Regions from separate parts of the Mus musculus genome. Here region 1 is linked to region 2. Evidence: chromatin loops called from intact Hi-C (ENCODE). Cell type or tissue: heart. All regions are shown on one strand.

What was found. Hi-C counts contacts between places; a loop is a spot of excess contacts. Peaks named below come from ENCODE experiments on the same cell type or tissue, not always from the same donor. Only the 100,000 strongest peaks of a DNase experiment are listed, where the experiment ranks them.
Region 1: a loop joins it to region 2, with 3 times the contacts of the local background. A loop is called at or near these places in 17 of 42 quality-filtered maps.

Annotation. Positions count from the first base shown.
Region 1 is chr19:30,553,318-30,555,817 of GRCm38, reverse strand. No RefSeq gene overlaps it. Among named protein-coding and RNA genes, the nearest start is that of Dkk1, 5.1 kb to the right of the region's middle. In heart, a CTCF peak has its summit at 995 (motif pointing right); no DNase peak of the experiment used is centred here; H3K4me3 peaks cover 573 bases; H3K27ac peaks cover 590 bases.
Region 2 is chr19:30,426,313-30,428,812 of GRCm38, reverse strand. No RefSeq gene overlaps it. Among named protein-coding and RNA genes, the nearest start is that of Gm36319, 32 kb to the right of the region's middle. In heart, a CTCF peak has its summit at 1,093 (motif pointing left); no DNase peak of the experiment used is centred here.

The DNA.
Region 1 (2,500 bases), 130 kb before region 2:
CCTGAGGTAGGACGATTGCCATGTCAAGACAAGCCTGGGTTACATGGCAAAACCTTGTCCCAAGCAACAACAGGAAGAAAAAACAAAAACAAAAACAAAACCTCTCGAGTTCTTTTGTTGAAGGTCAATTTACTTCTTTAAAACCATTCTTAGAAAACATAATCTAAAGCCCAATATGAAAACAATGCTGTGTGATTTCTATAGTTGGCACTTGTTATATCTAAAATTTAGTAGATTATAAATATTGAGTTGCATGCTTAAAAGATTTATCACACAAGTTCCAACAGCTTTTATTTTTTTAAAAAAGGAAAACATGAGTGGGCACAAAATTATTACCTGCTTGTATTTTTCATAAGCTTCCTAGATAATATTCTTTTTTTAAAAAAAGTGGAAAATTTGAAATTAACATTTTCTCATTGAAACAAATGACATATTTTCATTTTCTAAAAAGTTTTATAAAAAATGGTTATAGATGAATGAACTTTCCTGAAATACATGCAGCATAGGATTCTCCTTAAGTGTGGTACTTATCATCTGAAGAGCCTAAGTTTTCATCCAGGAATGAGGAATGCTGGTGTGCAAATTAAACCTAACTGAATAAACATTTCACTGAGAGCCTCTGTGCCAGACCCCAACTCCTTAGTCTTTAGACAGCGGTTAGACGCTATCCTATCTTATTCTATTATGCGAAGATTTACTATATATTATATGGAATATTAAAAGTTGGAGACTATTTAGCTTTGAAACGTTTTCAGTGTGAGAGCTGGAGAAGTTATCCCGGGTGTGGTGGCATACCCTCTTAATCCCATCACTCTGGAGGCAGAAGCTGGTGGACCTCTGTGAGTTCGAGGCCAGCCTGGTCTAAACAGTGAGTTCCAGGAAAGCCAGGGCTGCTACACAGAGAAACCCTGTCTCTAAAAACAAAATGAAACAAATCTTCCAAAGAATTATTTTTTTAATTCACTTTAGGTCCAGATCACTTCCGATAGGATCCACCAGGGGGAAGCAGAGGAACGGGATTGCTCCTTCCCGAACTAGCAGTGGTGAGGACTTACCGTCTCTCAGAGCAGAAATCTTCCTGTGCCTCTCCTTTCCCCCTCTACCCTCCCCACTTCTAATTAACCCTGATTTATTTGCCCCGAGAACTGACACCGTGGACCCACAGCAGCAGTGTAGTGCGAAGAGATTTGCGCCCAGGCCAGGGCTTCAACGGGATTACGCTGATGAATTTGCTAAACACAAAGTCCACAGAAGCCCCAAATCCAGCTCTCTGCGAGGCCACCTGGCTCACGGTTGATTAAGACAGGGACCCTGAGCTGTTTGATCTTCTCTCATCAAAGAGTCTTTAAGCAAGTTTCATTTTACACTACTGTAAGGTGGCGATGGCTTGTGACTGCAGTGAGCCGCCTGAGCCAGCGCTCAGGCAATGGAGGTTCGCGGCTCACCCTGGCAGGAAGAGAGTGCAACAGCAGCTTGGAGCTCCAAGATCCTCTCAAGGGGGAAGAATCCTTGCTCCAACCCCTTAGCAGAAGTTAGTACTGTTTCTAGCCTACATCTTGTTTCCACCAAGGTTCTAATACAATGTTCTAGCTGGAAATTTGGGGATGAAGAAACAAAATCATTCATTCATCCATTCTCATTCATATTAATTTGTTCATTCGTTCTCTCACTCCCTTCTGCTCGGGCATCTTTTAGAAAATCAAGAGTCACGTAATTCACCATATTTCCAGAAACTTAGTTTACATTCTCCAAAATCAGCAAGTTCCCAGGGTCCACAATAGTGAGTATTGCTTAATAACGCTGTCTGAAAGACATTTAACCTGAAGACAAAAGGCCTTGCCCAGGACGGCTTAAAGACTACTTTTGTATCCAGAAGGGGGCTCCCTTGACTTCCCAGCATGACATTTACAAATGAAAAGAAAGCTAGTTCCACAATCACAAAGGGACAGTTGTCACCTTGCAGTCCATTGCTGAGCTCCAGCCCTTAGCTTCCAGGGCAGTGGCAAGGGGCCCTTTTGGTCACAGCCCTTGGAGAATGCCAGTATGATACAGGGAGTATGACAAGAACCCAGTGGCACAGAAGAAAATTCCATCTCCTATATATCTGCTGTCCGGGCCCCGCCTTATGCTGGCACCGCCCTATCTTTAGGATTGGAAATATTAAGTCCTACAGGGGATATTATGAGGCAGCTGGACTCCTAGACCCTACCTATCACAGGCCTTTCTGGGAGTCAGGACCTCCTGAAAGATGCTGCTGTCATCATTCTCACCAGACCTCCTTCACTTCTGAGCTCCAGGCTGTTTATGCTTCAAGGGCTCCAGGATCGTTTTCTGAGCTGAGTTAGATAGTCTTGTGACTGTGGCGCTGGGTTTATCTAGGCTAGCCATCTCCAGGGACAGAGCGAAGATAAGCATCCCAAACTCACTTGCTCCTCTTTGTAGGACAGAAAAGCCTACCCACTTCAAGGGACTCCAAACATGAGTCACGTCTGAAAGCTTG
Region 2 (2,500 bases):
AAAAGAGGTGCTCCATAGTTAACAGCAAATTTATTCCAAAGTACACCACTTAGTGGTGTCAGAGCCAAAGTCGTCCCTGGGCAATCTGATTCCAGAGCAGGTGTGGTGTTCCTAGCAGCATTAAGCTTGCTGTGTGGCCTTGCCTAGACTCTAGGAGCCCCTTTAGGATGGGACGGTGCCCAGAAACAGTCAGCATGTATTCTTAGATCTTGTCTTGTTCTGACTAACCTTTCTTTTCAATGCTTTAAAAAACCCGTTTGGATGCAGATTTAATTCCACCTTAATCCTGGAGCATGTTCTGTTGATTGTACTGCCTCTGTAGATTACATTCCATTCTGTGTTAAATTCCTGCATGCGTCAAACCATCTAAACGTATATCTCGATTTCAGTTTTCTCTTTTGGCTTCTTCTAAATGGTGAATGAATAATTAAATAAGTAAGTATGCTATAGGACATTTCATTCTCTTGTATAACCAGAGTTGCCCAGTTAAGAATTTCTTGAAATAAATGAACATACTGACCTTCTGTTCATAATCATAATCTTTGCCAAGAGAAGGAGGTCATGAGTTAAATTATCCTTATAAATTATTGAGTTGTGGCCAGACTCTAAGCTTCGTGAAAATCCTGTCCAAGTCGGCAACCCTATTAAAAACATTTTAAAGTACGACAAGTGTCAACCTGCTTAAATATGACATCTGAAAATTTAAAATATATACAAATATCAGGGCTCAATACAAATATCAGGGCTCAATTTCAAGAAAATGTATCTTATTTTGACTGGAAGGAGCTGGGCATGGAAAGAGGCCCCTAAGTGACTCCAATGTGAAGCTAGGGTTAAAAACATACACAGACCATCTCTGAGCTGTCTAGAAATGTCTAGTGCTAGGGCTACAGAGTCTTGGTTAGAAAAGATAAAGGGGTTTTTGTGTTGCTCTCACCTGCCCTCCAAATAGTCTTTTTTAAATGAAGCACAATTAATTCAAAAGTTTTCTTCTTTTCTGTTTGTCTTTGTTTTGGTTTGGTTTTGAGGGGGTTGTTTGTTTTGCTTCTTAGGATAATAAGGGACCACCCCCACCCCAACCCTCTGCCAAACCCAAGCAGTGGTGACTCTCTATCGCCACCTGGTGCCAGAAAGTTCTACAGTATACGGGGTGGGGGTGGGGGGTGGGGGTGGGGAGAATACAACTAAAAGAGGTGATTTTAAATATTCAAAATCCAGGAGAGTAGCAACTCTAGCTGCAGGGAGAGAAACTGATCAAAAAACTGATCTCTGGCTGAGGCTGACAAAACTTTTGAAGATAGCCAGCATTTGGGAATCTTGTTCTTGTGCCCGAATTTTTCTACTTTTCTTTTGTATGTTACCAATGAAGTAGGGGGGTACCATTTTCTCTCCCCCATCACTTCCTGTTGGCATGAAGAACTATTGACTTTTAGCTAATGTTGCATAGTAATTTGGGGTACGAGAAGCATCCTATTCAGAGCCGTAGATAAAAACTAAGAACTGGGCCTGAGATACTGAGGTGGGAAAAGCATCCGCATAGCAAACGAAACGCCTTGGATTTGATTTCTAGCGCGTTGAAAAACAGGAACAATATGCATATCATGAAGTACATGGTCTGTGATGAACTTAAAAGTTATCTATTTCCGGTGGCCTGCTATCCCTGAGCAGTTACCAAGTTAATCGATAATGGTTGCTTTGTATTTATGCCGCGGAGGAGGGGTTCTCTAAAAGGCAGAAGTTGCCCTCTTTGAAAGCTTAGGCTCTGAACAGACAAGACCTGTGGCTTTCTTTGAGGGATTTAACCTTCTTGAATCTCTGCTTCCCTGTGGAGAGAAAACTGTGTGGATTACACAGCCCAGTTCCTATCTAGCCCATTTAAGTAAAGAGTGACTTAAGTACGACTAATATGAGACAAAAGAACCTAGCCATACTTAAACGTCTTTTCAACAAGTAGCATGGACTTCTAAAAACAGTGTTTTAATTGATTCTCTTGAGTCAATTACATTTTGCTCACCTGAGATCATGGGCTGTTTTTTTTTTGCTCACCTGAAATCCTGGTTTCTTTGCTGTAAAAGTTGCTTTTAAAGTGTAAAATAGGAATAACTAGGCTTACTAATCATATACTTGTGAATATTAAACATGTTATTGTAAGTACAACTGGTTGCAGTGGTAGCTGAAAGGTGGGATTTTTTTCCCCAGTAAATGGTAGTCGTTGTCCTTGCTTTTACTGTTGTTCTTAGAACTCTCTCATCTTTTATCCAGAACCATGTTATATTCTAAAATAATGCCATTGCTTAAAAACATTACACAGCTTAGAAATATTGTGAAAAGGGTGTATACTGAAAACATTAATTACATAAGGATCCAAAATAAGTAAAAACTTAGCTTCATTCCAGGTTTGGTTTTTTTGTTGTGTTTTTGTTTTGTTTTGTTTTGTTTTGTTGTTTGTTTGTTTGTTTTTAATTATATGAAAGTACACTGTAGCTGTCTTCAGACACTC